Linked DNA regions of Homo sapiens: region 1 is linked to region 2. The links are chromatin loops, found by intact Hi-C in ENCODE. Cell type or tissue: HCT116. All regions are shown on one strand.

What was found. Hi-C counts contacts between places; a loop is a spot of excess contacts. Peaks named below come from ENCODE experiments on the same cell type or tissue, not always from the same donor. Only the 100,000 strongest peaks of a DNase experiment are listed, where the experiment ranks them.
Region 1: it touches region 2 in a loop (2.5-fold over the local background); 13 of 110 quality-filtered maps call a loop at or near these places.

The regions. Positions count from the first base shown.
Region 1 is chr6:150,003,601-150,011,600 of GRCh38, reverse strand. It overlaps the pseudogene RAET1K. Among named protein-coding and RNA genes, the nearest start is that of RAET1L, 18 kb to the left of the region's middle. RefSeq lists an enhancer at 4,550-5,265 and silencers at 6,086-6,345, 6,936-7,025. In HCT116, CTCF peaks have their summits at 4,089 and 4,290 (motif pointing left); DNase peaks (open chromatin) are centred at 2,880, 4,318, 6,033 and 6,300; H3K4me3 peaks cover 1,975 bases; H3K27ac peaks cover 936 bases.
Region 2 is chr6:150,067,507-150,075,506 of GRCh38, reverse strand. ULBP3 (UL16 binding protein 3) reads left to right here and starts at 6,386. Exons shown (of 5, transcript NM_024518.3): 1 at 6,386-6,528. The coding sequence starts at 6,441. LOC124901428 (a long non-coding RNA gene) reads left to right here and starts at 5,234. Exons shown (of 2, transcript XR_007059809.1): 1 at 5,234-5,749; 2 at 5,857-6,079. RefSeq lists enhancers at 4,497-5,364, 6,562-6,641, 6,662-6,711. In HCT116, CTCF peaks have their summits at 4,235 (motif pointing left) and 6,117 (motif pointing right); DNase peaks (open chromatin) are centred at 3,116, 4,246 and 6,296; H3K4me3 peaks cover 2,719 bases; H3K27ac peaks cover 2,428 bases.

The DNA.
Region 1 (8,000 bases), 64 kb after region 2:
TGCTAGAAATGTGATTTTCTACAGAACTGACAGGTTGGTAAGATGATGCATGACTGAAGTAATATCATTCAACTATTTAACATTTATAGCCTGGGAACATGCCTTATAATACGGCCAAATGCCTACAAGTTTCAATATACTCCTAAAGATAAGAGACTTTAAGCTCCTATGTTCACAAAGGAGTATTGTCTGTAAATTATGTCTCAGTAAGTTTAATATTTATGAAAGGTGGTAGGAGAGAAGACTAACAGTAGCTGAATAAGAGAAAAACAATAAGCTTGTCTGATCTACAAGTGCATCTATGAAAAGGTAGGTTAAACTAGAAACCATTCTCCACCTCCTTGAGACTGTGACTAACAGCCTGGAACAGTACAAATCCACTGGATGAAGACAGGAAAGAAGCTCAGGCTTCTGGCTCCCTCACCCATATTACCCCAGAGAAACAATGGAAGGAAGAAGGAAACACTTGGCCAACAGACTACACAACAGCAACCCTGGTTGCAAGATAACAACGGAGTATTCTTTCTAAAATATGAAGGAAAAGAACTTGAGCTTAGAATTTTTTATCCAGTCAAATTCTCATTTAAATAGGAAGGTATCTTTTCTGTTGCAGCCATAACAAATTGCCACATACTTACCTGCTTAAATCAGTACATCTTTATTATTTCACAGTCCTCTAGGTTGCAAGTCTGAGATGGCTTGATTGGTTTCTCTGCTCCCAGTTCCTCAAGGTCAAGGTCAAGGTGTCCACCTGCTGGGCTCTGGTTGGGAGGTTCTGGGAAGCATCTGCTTCCAAGTGCACTCAGGTTGATGGCAGAATCCAGTCCTTGGACCTGTGGGACTAAGGTCCCAGCTTCCCTGCTGGCTGTCAGCTGCAGCCCTTCCCTAACTCCCAGAGGCCCCTCTCCAGTCTTGCTCATGGCCCCCACATCTCAGAGCCAGCAACAGTGCATGAAATCCTTCTCATGCTTAGAATCTGTCTGACATTGGACGCATCTTTCTTGGCTCCAGCCTGAGAAAATTCTCTGCTTTTTAGAGCTCATGTGATGGCACTGGGCCCACTCAGAGAATCCAGGAAAATCTCTCTATTTTAAGGTTAACTGATGAGTAGCTTTAATTATGACTGTGCAGAGCCTAGACTAGCGGTACCTAGACTCTCAGTACCTAGACTAGCGGTGCCTAGACTAGGAGCAGCTGGTTTCTCTAGGCCCCTCACCCCTTACTCTCTCCATCCCCTTCTTCCTGGCCCCCCTTTTCTTTCCCGTTTGCATTCCCACTTTCATACTCCTTCCTTCCTTGCTTAAAATACTGGATTTTCCTGCGGCTGGTATGCTCCATGCTCAATGAAACAGGCTAAGACAGTGGTTAGTTGTCCTATCATCAGTGTTTTCTATAACATATCGTTCTAGAAAAGGTACAGGAAACTTGAAGGGGCAGCTTCCAAATCCTACCCACTGCAGTGTATTAGAAATATTCGAAATTATAGAAAACCTGAAGGATATTTGCCTCCTAAAGATCCAAGTTGGAAATAGTTCAGAGGAAGGTACCTCAACAGCAAGAGAAACACAGGAGATGCGACAAGAGAACCAAGGAGGACAAGTGACCAAGGAATCCATTCCAGATTACTGTTATCTCACAACAAGGGGAAATGTGAAGTTAGGATCACAGAAACAAGGAAGTGTAGCTAAGAATAACCGAGAATTACAGCTAGGAAAATTATCAGGAAAATGGGGCTGGAGGTGGCACGTGAAAGGGATAGGAAAACATGCTGAGACTTCTAAAATTAGGAATAAAACAAAACCAATAATACCAATAAATGTGAATACATATTGGTATGAGTCATAGGTTAAGGGCAGCCACCCTGAGAAGAAAACTAGAATGTATAACTTTTAAACCAACAGAAAAGAACCCTCAGTATACTAAATGGAACACAGCTACGGAGGGGAAATGCCAGCATTAAAAAACACAATAAATACATGTGCACCAGGCACAGTGGCTCACGCCTGTAATCCCTGCACTTTGGGAGGCCGAGGTGGGAGGATCGCTTGAGCTCAGGAGTTCAAGACCACCCTTTGCAATATAGGCAGACCCCATCTCTACAAACAAATACAGAAAATTAGCCCAGTGGGTGGCGCATGCTTGTAGTCCTGGCTACTCGGAGGCTGAGGCAGTAAGATGGCCTGAGCCCAGGAGTTAGAGGCTGCAGTGAGCTATGACCACGCCATTGCACTCCAGCCTGGACAACAGAGAGAGCTAGTATCAAAAAAAAAATAAAAAATAAAAAAATGGCATAGCTAAATCCTAAACAGTAATAATTAACAATAAACGTGAATTACTAAACTCATCACATAAATCAGCGAAACTCCCAGGTTGGATTTTAAAATATCGAATAATATACAGTATTTTAAAAAGGCAATGTTAAATGTAAAGATTAAAAATAAAAGGTGCTGTATCTGCCAAGAAAGGCTACTTTGTTTTTTTGTATTTGTTTCTTTTAGCGACTACAATATGCTTTATAGTTCTTGGAAAGGACTCAGGGTTTGGCTTTAAATCAGGCTGCACGCTCTTCATCAGTCTCACATCTCTCTCCCCATGCCAGGCTGGCTCCAGCCTGCAATGCTGCATTACATTCCAGGGAGACATTCAGGAGCTTACAGAAGCCTCCCCTCCTCCTGGCCTCCCTGCAGTCCAAGAACCCCCATGACCCCTGTTTAGGGTCCAGCCTGGAACTCACCGACCCGACCCACCCTGGACCATCCTGGCACCAGGAACAGAAGCTGGATGCAGACACCCAACTCTGTGCCAGCACCTGTGCCACTGGGGACCTGGAGCCCAGGGCGTGACACACCCGGAGGAAACAGAGGGCCCCCACGTGAGTCACCGAGGCTCTCGATGCTGTCACAGCTCCAGTGGCCCCGCCCCGCCCACTTGCAACTCCAGGCCCTGGGGCTGGAAATACTTGGATCCTGGCTCCCTCTCAGACCCTAACCCTTCTTTTCTCCTTCACTTTCCTCCTGGCCCCCTTATCTTTTCCCAATGCCATTCCTGCTTTCAGACTCATTCCTTTTTTGCTTAAATACAAGATTTTCGGCTAGGGCGTAGTGGCTCACAGCTTTAATCCCAACACTTTCCGAGGCCAAGGCTGGCGGATCATGAGGTCAGGAGTTCGAGACCAGCCTGGCCAACATAGTGAAACCCCGTCTCTACTAAAAATAAAAATAAAAATAATTAGCCAGGTGTGGTGGTAGGTGTTTGTAATCCTAGCTACTGAGAAGGCTGAGGCAGGAGAATCACTTGAACCAAGGAGGTGGAGGTTGCAGTGAACGAAGATTGTGCCACTGCATACCAGCCCGGGCAACAGTACAAGATTCCGTCAAAAATAATAAAATAATAATAATAATAATAATGACAACAACAATAACAAAGGCAAGATTTTCCTGGCCATGGTGCGCCCTAGGCTCAGTCAAACCATATGAAGACAGCAGTTTGCTGTCCATCATCACACTATGTTTTCTAGAAGTTTCTATCCTGATGAAGCACCCCAGACTGGTTGAAAACCAAAGTTACTCTTCCTTGGAAAATCTTTGTGGACACCCAGGTGGGCATACAAATTTCCAAGTTGTGGCCGGGAGCAGTGGCTCACACCTGTAATCCCAGCACTTTGAGAGGCCAAGGCAGGTGGATCACCTGAGGCCAGGAGATCGAGACCAGCCTGGCCAACATGGTGAGACCCTGTCTCTACTAAAATTGCAAAAATTAGCCAGGCACAGTGGCAGGCACCTATAATCCCAGCTACTTGGGAGGCTGAGGCAGGAGAATCACTTGAATCCAGGAGCCGGAGGTTGCACTGAGCTGAGATCATCCCACTGAACTCCAGCTTGAGCAATAGAGCAAGACTTCGCCTCAAAAAAAAAAAAGTAGGGACATGGATGAAGCTGGAAACCATCATTCTCAGCAAACTATCCCAAGGACAAAAAACCAAACACCGCATGTTCTCACTCATAGATGGGAATTGAACAATGACAACACTTGGACACAGGAAGGGGAACATCACACACCAGGGCCTGTTGCGGGGTAGGGGGAGGGGGAAGGGATAGCATTAGGAGATATACCTAATGTAAATGACCAGTTAATGGGTGCAGCACACCAACATGGCACATGTATACATATGTAATAAACCTGCATGTTGTGCACATGTACCCTAGAACTTAAAGTATAATTAAAAAAAAAAAACTAAAACACGAAAAATGGGCAAAAAAATTTTACCAACCTCAATGCTGCCACCTTCAGGCCCCTGGAGGTTACATCCTCCGCTCCAGCTCCCCTCTGCACCTGTGCTATTCCTCCCAGCCCCACTCACTCCCACAACTGTCTCATTCATTCACTGGTTCACTCAGCCTCCAACCACACTTACATCATGTCAGGCTCACCAGGTGATGGAGAAAAAAATCATCCTCTGTGGGTCTGAAAAACATGCCTGAGTCCTGATTGCGGGTCTCGCTTTCATTTCCACCCCCTCACAGCACACTCAGGGCCATGAAGAGGCCGCGGCCTGGGTTCAGAGCTCCAGCTCTCCTCAGGGTGGGCCTGGCAGTTGCTGACTTCAGGGAGGGCGGCAGGGCTCACAACTGAAATAGGAGACCTGCCCTGGGTCCTTAGCATGTGCAAGGACAGGGTTCCTTGTAGAATCTGCTCATTTCATCTGTGTTCATAGCATTTGTCATTTTCCACATGCGGACATCCATGCCCAGAAAGCTGAAGAACCTTGCACAGGAATATTCAGCTGCAATATCAGCTGACTTCCATGTCTGAATGCATGATCTCTAAATCACAGCCATTACAGTCACTTTTGGGCCACTTCTATGCCCATCCTGGGCTGGCCTGAGTGTGGTGGCCAAATGCCGGCAGCAGGGGTGAGGCAGGAGGGCCCAGGTGTGCACAGAGGCCCCTTCTCCTCTCACCTGGCTATCCTGCTGGAGGCTCTCCTGCTGGCCTCCTTCTGCCTTCCTCCTGTTCCCCCAGTCACTGGCCCAGGTCACCCAGCCTCACGAGTGGTGCTGCCAGGGTCTTCCCAGTGGCCTACTTCCAGGACTAACCCGGGTTCCTTGTCCCCAGCCCTATGCATGGGAGGCTCTTCTCACAACACAGATCCCCAGACCCACCAAGCTATGCCCCTCCGAAGTCTGAGAACTGCTCACCCCCGTGTGTCTGTTGGCCTGCAGACCGCTCTCCATGTGGCCCTTCCTGGACAGTGGCTTTAGTGCATCAGGCGAGAACCTTCTAGGCTCCTGTGTCCCTGCTCAGTCACAGAGGTGGCTGCCCTCCCATGACCCTGTCCTGAAGCAGAGACAGGCCCTGGGCTTGGTCCAGGCCTCCTCCTCTTTCCCACAGCCTCAGGACCCTAGGGATTGCTGGTCACCAGGTGAAGTTCTCCCCACATGAAGACTCATTCAATGGAGAACGGGCTGAGTGGCCGGGGGTAGAGTGGGCTCAGCTCTGCCCACTCCTCACCCCAGGCTAAGCCCTCCCTTGCCACCAGAGGCCACTGGGCTCCCCACCTCCCTCTGGCTTCTGTCCATAGATCTAGATGGTTCCATGGTGACTCAGAGGAGGACGCACTCGAGTGTCCCCTTTGAGGATGGTTACAGGGACCATCCAGGGACTGAGCCGAGGTGCGGATACAGCCATGGATTTGGGTGTGGTTGGACATAGATGGGAGTGCAGCAAAGTGAGCCCCACCCATGCGTAGACCCCTACTATCGGGTTCTGCTCTCCATGGAAACACAATTGATCACATGATGGTTGATCACAGTAGGCCTCTAGGGCTTTCTTTTCTTTTTTTTCCAAAAGTCATAAAGGGATATAGAATATACTCAAAGACCTCCTCATGCTTTTAGTGGAGAGGCAAAGAAGGTCCGCTTTGGACTGGGGAGGCGGCTGCGCGCTGGACAGAGAGGGTCGGGGACTCCGCGACGCAGGCGGAGGGAGGGGGTGTGTCGCTGGCGCAGGCGGTGACGGGGTCACCGCCGCCACTGTATATTCCTGTTAAGTTTCTTCACCTTCCTGTGCATCAGTGTTTACATTGGGGTAATGATAAATGCTGTGTTGAAAAATTAAACGAGGCAGTCATGGAAGGCACCGTGTCCTGCCCCGCGCGGAGCCCGGTGACGCCGCCACCAAGCCGCGGGGCCGAGGTGGAGGGGGAGGGTTCGCCCGCCGGGGCCGCTGTCACGTGACGAGCCCCGGAGCAGGGCGGGGTGGAGCATGCCCAAACAAGGCAGCCGTCGGATCACGCCCCTTGGATCCCAGCCTGCGGCGGGGCGGAACGGGGCTGGACGGGGCGGAGCGGTCCAATTCACTAGCCTGAATGTGAGGCACCAGGCGATTCCTCCGCCCATATCCGCCTCGACCCCGACTCCCGTCCCCTGTGCCCCAGGTCCCCAATGGCAGCGGCCGCTTGCCCCGCGTTTCTTCTGTGCTTCCCGCTTCTGCTACTGCTGTCCGGCTGGTCCGGGTCAGGGCGGGCCGGTGAGTTCGGGGATGGAGCCTAATCGGGGGCTGGAGCCTAATCGGGGGCTGGGGCCAAACTTGGCGGGCTGTGGACTGCAGCGTGTTTCAGAGGAAGGAAAGCTTCTAGAAGGACCGGCGCGATCTCCCCGAGCATCGGCCCCCCCGCCCCCGGAGTTCCCCGCTGCGGCTCCTTTACGCTGGGTCCGCTTCCTGCGGCTGCAGCTTGCACTGCAGACCAGGAGGGTTTTTAAAGAGCGCGGAAAAGGCACCACAGGAGGGTGGAGGGGCCAACGGGCTGCAGAGGGCAGGGTGGAGCGGGGATCCCTGATGCAGCTCCGCAGCCCTACTCGCCCTCGGGAAGAAGAAACCAGAGCCCCCGAAACCCTAGCTGGGGTCAGGACAGGGGTGAAGCGGGGTTCCACAGGGATGCGATCACAAACTCCCCCACCAACCACAGAAATGCTCTGCTCTCACCCGCTCTCCACCCTCCAGCACCTGTAGGGCTCCGCCCTGGAACTTCCCCTGCAATTTGCTGCAGACACTCACCTGCACCCAGGGGCTCACCAGACACTTCCCACCATTCACCACTTCCTCACCATTCACTTCTGCTACTCAGGTCTCATTCTTTCACTCCCCATCTCAGCCCAGCCCTGTCACCCCACAGGCCTCCCTCACCTCCCCATCCATGAAGGGGCCCTTAGCACCTCCCCACACCAACTAGCACCTTGTCCCCTTTTGCCTGAGGGCACACCCCAGCAAACACACCCCAGGCTTTCTACAGAACTTAATGCAGGGGGGACGGGAAATCCCATTTCCCTCAGGATGACCCTGGGAGCGCCCGTGAGTAGAGGTGCCCACTTCTGCCCTTGGGTCCCAGACCCGCCTGTTCTTCCTACTGGGGAGCCAGGGTCATATAGAATAGTCACTACGCAGACAGGAGTCAGCAAACCCTTTCTAGAAAGAAAAGGCTGAAGTCACTTTGGTCCTTGCTGGCCGTGAGTTCTCTGTCTGTGTGTCAAGTCCTGTCCCTTTGTAGAGCAACAGCAGGCAATGGTAACCTGCAAGTAAAAGGGAGAGCAGATGTGGACCCTGTCCTAGGTTGCTGACCCCAGATGAGGGCACATGCTGTGTCCTGGCAATTGCTGCCCCATCCCCTAGGGTGTCATCTCCAAGTTGTGTAAGTTGAAGAGTCACAAGTGTGTCCTACCCTGCCTGTGGCTTCTGGGTGGTGTGGATGTGATGGATGTGAATGGAGGTTCCATGGGTCCAGGCCTACTGCCCCCATCCTTTGCTGCTGGGTGGCATCATCGGTACCTCAAGGCAATCAGGGACCCTCCCTGAAGCCTCAGGTGTGAGCTGAGGGTGAGGCGGTACAGCCACATGGTGTCCTGGGGATCGGGGCCAACTGCCTGTGCAGCTTCTTGGTTCCCTGTGGCCCTGCTCCTGCCCATCCCAGGAGACCCACCTGTGTCTTCTCACTGTGGGGCCTA
Region 2 (8,000 bases):
CAATATACTCCCAAAGATAAGAGACTTTAAGCTCCTATGTTCACAAAGGAGTATTGTCTGTAAATTACATCTCAATAAATTTAATATTTATAAAAGATAGAAGGAGAGAAGACTAGCAGTAGTCGAATAAGAGAAAACCAATAAACTTGTCCAATCTACAAGTGCTTCTATGAAAAGGTAGGTTAAACTAGAAACCATTCTCCACCTCTTTGAGACTGTGACTAACAGCCTGGAACGGTACAAATCCACTGGATGAAGACAGGAAAGAATCTCAGGCTTCTGGCTCCCTCCCCCATATTACCCCAGAGAAACAATGGAAGAAAGAAGGAAACATTTGGCTCTCAGACTACACAACAGCAACCCTGGTTGCAAGATAACAATGGAGTATTCTTTCTAAAATATGAAGGAAAAGAACTTCAGCCTAGAATTTTATATCCAGTCAAATTCTCATTTAAACAGGAAGATATCTTTTCTGTTGCAGCTATAACAAATTGCCACATACTTATCTGCTTAAATCTGTACATCTTTATTATTTCACAGTCCTCTAGGTTGCAAGTCTGAGATGGCTTGATTTGTTTCTCTGCTCCCAGTTCCTCAAGGTCAAGGTCAAGGTGTCCACCCGCTGGGCTCTGATTGGGAGGTTCTAGGAAGTATCTGCTTCCAAGTGCACTCAGGTTGCTGGCAGAATCCAGTCCTTGGACCTGTGGGACTGAGGTCTCAGCTTCCCTGCAGGCTGTCAGCTGCAGCCCTTCCCTAACTCCCAGAGGCCCCTCTCCAGTCTTGCTCATGGCCCCCACATCTCAGAGCCAGCAACAGTGCATGGAATCCTTCTCATGCTTAGAATCTCTCTGACATTAGACGCATATTTCTTGGCTCCAGCCTGAGAAAATTCTCTGCTTTTTAGAGCTCATGTAATGGCACTGGGCCCACTCAGAGAATCCAGTAAAATCTCTCTATTTTAAGGTCAACTGATGAGTAGCTTTAATTATGACTGTGCAGAGCCTAGACTAGAGGTACCTAGACTCTCAGTGCCCAGACTAGTGGTACCTAGACTCACAGTACCTAGACTAGCGGTGCCTAGACGAGGAGCAGCTGGTTTCTCTAGGCCCTCACCCCTTATTATCTCCATCCCCTTCTTCCTTGTCCCCTTTCCTTTCCCATTTCCATTCCCACTTTCATATGCATTCCTTCTTTGCTTAAAATACTGGATTTTCCTGCCGCTGGTATGCACCAGGCTCAAACAAACAGGCTAAGACAGCCGTTAGTTGTCCTATCATCAGTGTTTTCTAGAACATATTGTTCTAGAAAGGTACAGGAAACTTGAAGGGACAGCTGCCGAATCCTGCCCACCACAGTGTATTAGAAATATTCAAAACGTAGAAAACTTGAAGGATATTTGCCTCCTAAAGATCCAAGTTGGAAATAGTTTAGAGGAAGTTACCTCAATAGCGAGAGAAACACAGGAGATACGACAAGAGAACCGAGGAGGACAAGTGACTAAGGAATCTATTCCAGATTACTGTTATTTCACAACAAGGGGAAATGTGAAGTTAGGATCACAGAAACAAAGAAGTGTAGCTAAGAATAACCGAGAATTACAGCTAGGAAAGATATCAGGAAAATGGGGCTGGAGGTGGCACACGAAAGGGATAGGAAAACATGCTGAGACTTCTAAAATTAGGAATAAAACAAAACCAATAATACCAATAAATGTGACACATATTGGTATGAGTCATAGGTTAAGGGCAGCCACCCTGAGAAGAAAACTAGAATGTATAACTTTTAAACCAACAGAAAAAAAACCCTCAGTATACTAAATAGAACACAGTTACGGAGGGGAAATGCCAGCAATAAAAAACACAATAAATACATGTGCACCAGGCACAGTGGCTCACGCCTGTAATCCCTGCACTTTGGGAGGCCAAGGCAGGAGGATCGCTTGAGCTCAGGAGTTCAAGACCAGCCTGGGCAATATAGGCAGACCCCATCTCTACAGACAAATATAGAAAATTAGCCCAGTGGGTGGCGCATGCTTGTAGTCCTGGCTACTCGGAGGCTGAGGCAGTAAGATGGCCTGAGCCCAGGAGTTAGAGGCTGCAGTGAGCTATGACCACGCGGCTGCACTCCAACCTGGGCAACAGAGGAAGACCCCATATCTTAAAAAAAATAAATAGATAGGCTGGGCACGGTGGCTCATGCCTGTAATCCCAGCACTATGGGAGGCAGAGGTGGGTGGATCACAAGGTCAGGAGATTGAGACCATCCTGGCTAACAAGGTGAAACCTCGTCTCTACTAAAAATACAAAAAAAAAAAAAAAAAAAAAAAAAAAAACTAGCTGGGCGTGGTGGCGGGCGCCTATAGTCCCAGTTACTCGGGAGGCTGAAGCAGGAGAACGGTATGAACCCAGGAGGAGGAGCTTGCATCAAGCCGAGACCGTGCCACTGCACTACAGCCTGGGCGACAGAGAAAAAATAAATAAATAAAAATAAATAAATAATAAATAAAAAAGATGGCAGAGCTAAATCCTAAACAGTAGTAATTACAATAAAAGTGAACTACTAAACTTATCACATAAATCACTGAAACTCCCAGGTTGGATTTTAAAATATCAAATAATATACACTATTTTCAAAAGACAATGTTAAATGTAAAGATTAAAAATAAAACGTGCTGTATCTGCGAAGAAAGGCTACTTTTTAATTTTTTTTGTATTTGTTTCTTTTAGCGACTACAATATGCTTTATTGTTCTTAGAAAGGACTCAGGGTTTGGCTTTAAATCAGGCTGCACGCTTTTCATCAGTCTCGCATCGCTCTCCCCATGCCAAGCTGGCTCTAGCTAGCAATGTCGCATTAAATCCCAGGGCAACCTTCAGGAACTTCCAGAAGCCTCCCCTCTCCTGACCCCCTGCAGTCCAAGACCCCCATATTTGCCCACACCCCTGCTTAGGGTCCAGCCCTAGAACTCACTGCCCCGCCCCAACCTGCCCTGGACCAGCCTGGCAGCAGGAGCAGAGGCTGGAGGCAAACACCCAACTTCGCGCCAGCACCTGTGCCACTGGGGACCAGGAGCCCAGGGTGTGACACACCCAGAGGAAGCAGAGAGCCGCTGCGTGAGTCACCCTGGCCCTCAAGGCTGTCACAGCTCCAGTAGCCCTGCCCCGCCCACTTGCAACTCCAGGCCATGGGGCAGGAAATGCTTGAATCCTTGCTACCTCTCAGACCCCAACCCTTCTTTTCTCCTCTTTCCTCCTGGCCCGGTTATCTTTTCCCATTTCCATTCCCACTTTCAGACTCGTTCTTTCTTTGCTTAAAAGGCAAGTATTTCAGCCATGCGCGGTGGCTCACGCCTGTAATACCAGCACTTTGGGAGGCCAAGGCGGGCGGATCATGAGATCAGGAGTTCGAGACCAGCCTAGCCAACATAGTGAAACCCCATCTCGACTAAAAATACAAAAAACTAGCCGGGCATGGTGGGGATGCCTGTAATCCTAGCCACTCAGGAGGCTGAGGCAGGAAAATCGCTTGAACCCGGGAGGCGGAGGTTGCAGCGAGCCTAGATCACACCACTGCACACCAGCCCGGGCGATAGTATGAGACAACGTCTCAAAAAAAAAAAAAGGCAAGAAAAAGACAAGATTTTCCTGGCCCTGGTGCACTCTAGGCTCAGTCAAACCAACTGAAGACAGCAGTTTGCTGTCCGTCATCACACTATGTTTTCTAGAAGATTCTATCCTGATGAAGCACCCCCCAGACTGGTTGAAAACCAAAGTTACTCTTCCTTGGAAAATCTTTGTGGACACCCAGGTGGAGATTCAAATTTCCAAGTTGGGGCCAGGCGAAGTGGCTCACGCCTGTAATCCCAACACTTTGGGAGGCCGAGGCAGGCAGATCACCTGAGGCCGGGAGTTCGAGATCAGCCTGGCCAACACGGTGAGACCCTGTCTCTATTAAAATTGCAAAAATTAGCCGGGGGTGGTGGCAGGTGCCTCTAATCCCAGCTACTCGGGAGGCTGAGGGAAGAGAATCGCTTGAACCCGGGTGGCAGAGATTGTAGTGAGCTGAGATCGTCCCATTGCACTCCAGTCTGGGCGACAGAGTGAGACTGTCTCAAAAACAAACAAACCGGAAAACAACAAATAAAACCCAACAACTAAAAAAGGCAAAAAAAAAAAAAAATTACCAACCTCGATGCTGCCACCTTCAGGCCGCTGGGGGTTACAACCTCCGCTCCAGCTCCCCTCTGAACCTGTGCTATTCTTCTGAGTCCCATTCACTCCCACAACTGTCTCATTCATTCACTGGTTCACTCAGCTTCCAACCACCCTTACATCACGTCAGGCTCACCAGGTGATGGAGAGAAAAATCATCCTCTGTGGGTCTGAAAAACATGCCTGAGTCTTGATGGTGGGTCTTGTTTTCATTTCCTCCCCATCACAGCGCCCCCAGGGCCATGAAGAGGCCATGGCCTGGGCTCAGAGATCCAGCTCTCCTCAGGGTGGGCCTGGCAGTTGCTGACTTCAGGGAGAGCTGGAGGCCTCACAACTGAAATAGGAGACCTGCCCTGGGTCCTTAGCATGTGCAAGGACAGGGTTCCTTGTAGAATCTGCTCATTTCATCTGTGTTCATAGCATTTGTCATTTTCCACATGCAGACATCCATTCCTAGAAAGCTGAAGAAGCTTGCACAGGAATATTCAGCCACAATATCAGCTGACTTCCATATCTGAATGCATGATCTCTAGATCCCGGCCATTACAATAACATTTGGGCCACTTCTATCCCCATCCTGGGCAGGCCTGAGTCTGTTGGCCAGATGCCTGCAGCAGGGGTGAGTCAGGAGGGCCCAGGTGTGCACAAAAGCCCCTCCTCCTGTCCTGCTTGGGGCTCTCCTGCCAGCCTCCTTCTACCTTCCTCCTGTTCCCCCAGTCACTGGCCCAGGTCACCTGGCCTCGGGGTGGTGCTGCCAGGGCCTTCCCAGAGGCCTCCTCCCAGGACTAACCTGGGCTCCTGCCCCCAGCCCTGTACATGGGAGGCTCTTCTCACACACAGATCCTGGGACCCGCCAAGCTCTGCCCCTCCCAAATCTGAGAACTGCCCACCCTTGTGTGTCTGTTGTCCTCCAAACTACCCTCCACATGGCCCCTCCTGCACAGGGGCTCTAGTGCATCAGGCCAGAATCTTCTAGGCTCCTGTGTCCCTGCTCAGTCACAGAGGTGGCTGCCCTCCCATGACTCTGTCCTGAAGCAGAAACAGGCCCTGGGCTTTGTCCAGGCCTCCTCCTCTTTCCCACAGCCTCAGGACCCTCGGGATTGATGATCACCAGGTGCAGGTGATCCCAACATGAAGACTGTACGGAGTGGGAGGTCTGTGCCGATTTTTCTCATTCAATAGGGAATGGGCTGAGTGGCTGGGGCCTGAGTGGCACTCAAGATCTCTGTCCACTCCTCATCCCAGGCTAAAGCCCTCCCTTGCGGCCAAGGGCCACTGGGCCCATCACCTCCCTCTGGCTTCTGCCCACAGATCTAGATGTTTCCATGGTGACTGAGACGAGGATACACTCGGGTTGCCGCTTTGAGGATGGCTGCAGTCACCATCCAGGGACAGGGCAGAGATGCGCGTGCAGCCATGGATTTGCGTGTAGCTGGCCACAGATGGGTGTACAGCAAAGTGAGCCCCACGCATGCGTAGACCCTCCCTCGGCTTCTGCTCTCCATGGAAACACAATTGATCATTTGATCACTGATCACGGTAGGCCACTAGGGCTTTCTTTTCTTTCTTTTTTTTCCCAGAAGTCATAAAGGGATATAGAATATACTTTATTCTATATATATTCTATATATTCCTCATGCTTTTAGTGGAGAGGCAAAGAAGGTCTGCTCCGGACTGGGAAGCAGCTGCGCCCTGGACGGAGAGGGGCGGGGACTCCTTGGCGCAGGCTGAAGGAGGGCAGGTGTCGCTGGCGGAGGCAGTGACGGGGGGACACAGCCGCCACTGGATATCCCTGTGCAAGTTTCTTCGCTTTCCTGTGCATCAGTGCTTACATTGGGGTAATAATAAATGGTGTGTTAAAAAATTAAATGAGGCGGTCAAGAAGGAATCGTGTCCTGGCCCGCGCGGAGCCTGGGGTGGAGGGTAAGGGTTGGCCAGAGGGGGCCGCTGTCAGGCCACGAGCCCGGGGCGGGACGAAGCGGAGCCACAGCAGGCATAGGCTCCCCGGGTCCCAGCCTGGGGTGGGGCGGGGAAGGGCGGGACGGGGCGGGATAGGGCGGAGCATCCCTCCAAACGTGGGCAGGCGTAGGCTCCCCTGGATCCCGGGGCGGGACGGGACCGGACGGGGCCGAGCACACTCAATCACTAGCTGGCATGCGAGGGCCGAAGTGATTCATACGCTGGTCTCCACATCGACTGCGCCTTGTGTCCCGGGCGCTCCTGGTCTACAATGGCAGCGGCCGCCAGCCCCGCGATCCTTCCGCGCCTCGCGATTCTTCCGTACCTGCTATTCGACTGGTCCGGGACGGGGCGGGCCGGTGAGTTCGGGGATGGAGCCTAAGCGGGGCGGGGGCCAAACCTGGGGGGCTGTGGACTGCAGCGGGTTTCAGAGGAGGGAAGCCTTCTAGAAGGACCGGCGCGATCTCCCCGGACTGCCCCCACGCTCAGTTCCGATTCGCTGCTCTTTTTCGCCAGGTCCGCTTCCTGCGGCTGCTGCTTGCCCTGCAGAGCAGGAGGGGGGTCAAAGAAGGCGAAAAAAGAACCGCAGGAGGGTGGAGGGGCCAAAAAGCTGCAGAGGGCGAGGTGGGGAGGGGATCCCTGGTGCAACCCCGCAGCCCCACTCGTCCTCGGGAAGGAGAAACCAGAGCCCCCGGAACCCGAGCTGGGGTCAAGACATGGGTGACGCCAGCGTCATATAGAATAGTCACTAAGCAGACAGGAGTCAGCAAACCCTTTCTAGAAAGGAAAGGCTGAAGGCACTTTGGTCCTTGCTGGCCGTGAGTTCTCTGTCTCTGTGTCAAGTCCCGTCCCTTTGTAGAGCAACAGCAGGCAATGGCAACCTGCAAGTAAAAGAGAAACCTGAAATGGACCCTGTCCTAGGTTGCAGACTCCAGATGAGGGCACATGCTGTGTCCTGGCAATTGCTGCCCCATCCCCTAGGGTGTCATCTCTAAGTTGTGTAAGTTGAAGAGTCACAAGTGTGTCCTACCCTGCCTGTGGCTTCTGGGAGGTGTGGATGTGATGAATGTGAGGGGGAGTCCCATGGTTCGGGGCCTACTGCTCCCCTCCTTTGTTGCTGAGTAGCATTAACGGTCCCCAGGGGCCATTCAGGGACCCTCCCTGAAGCCTCAGGTGTGACCTGAGGGTGGGGGGGTGTAGCCATGTGGTGTCCTGGGGATCAGAGCCAACTGCTTGTGCAGCTTCTTGGTTCCCTGTGGCCCTGCTCCTGCCCATCCCAGGAGACCCACCTGTGTCTTCTCACTGTGGGGCCTATCTTCCTAATGACCTAAAGGGTGAGGAGCACACCCTGTGATGGGCAGCTCTGAGGCTGTGTGGTCACTGCCCTCCCATAGCTGGAGGCCCATCTCCACAGGGGCCCAGGACCACAGCAGGAGCCACTTTTAAATGAGGGGATTTCACTGCTGTGAGTGGCACAGCTTTGCTTCTGAGCACTAGGGGACCCTGTTGGATTCTGTGGTTGGGAATAGCCATGAAATCCACATAGCACCTTTTCCAACCACACATGCTTCTGGGATCTTAGGGAGTCCAGGGTCAAATAGCTGTAGTGGCAGGTCCAGCCACACCCCTCATCACAGAGTGTGTATGGCTGCATCCCAGCTATAAGAGCAGAGTTGAGTAGTGACAGGGGAGGTCATATGACCAGCACAAACTATAATAGTTACTACATTAACTACAAACACTATCCATTCCCGGTAGAAATCCAGGAAATGTGAAATTACCATTGAATGGGTCTATGAACCCAGCACATCCCTCTAAGCTGGACCTGACA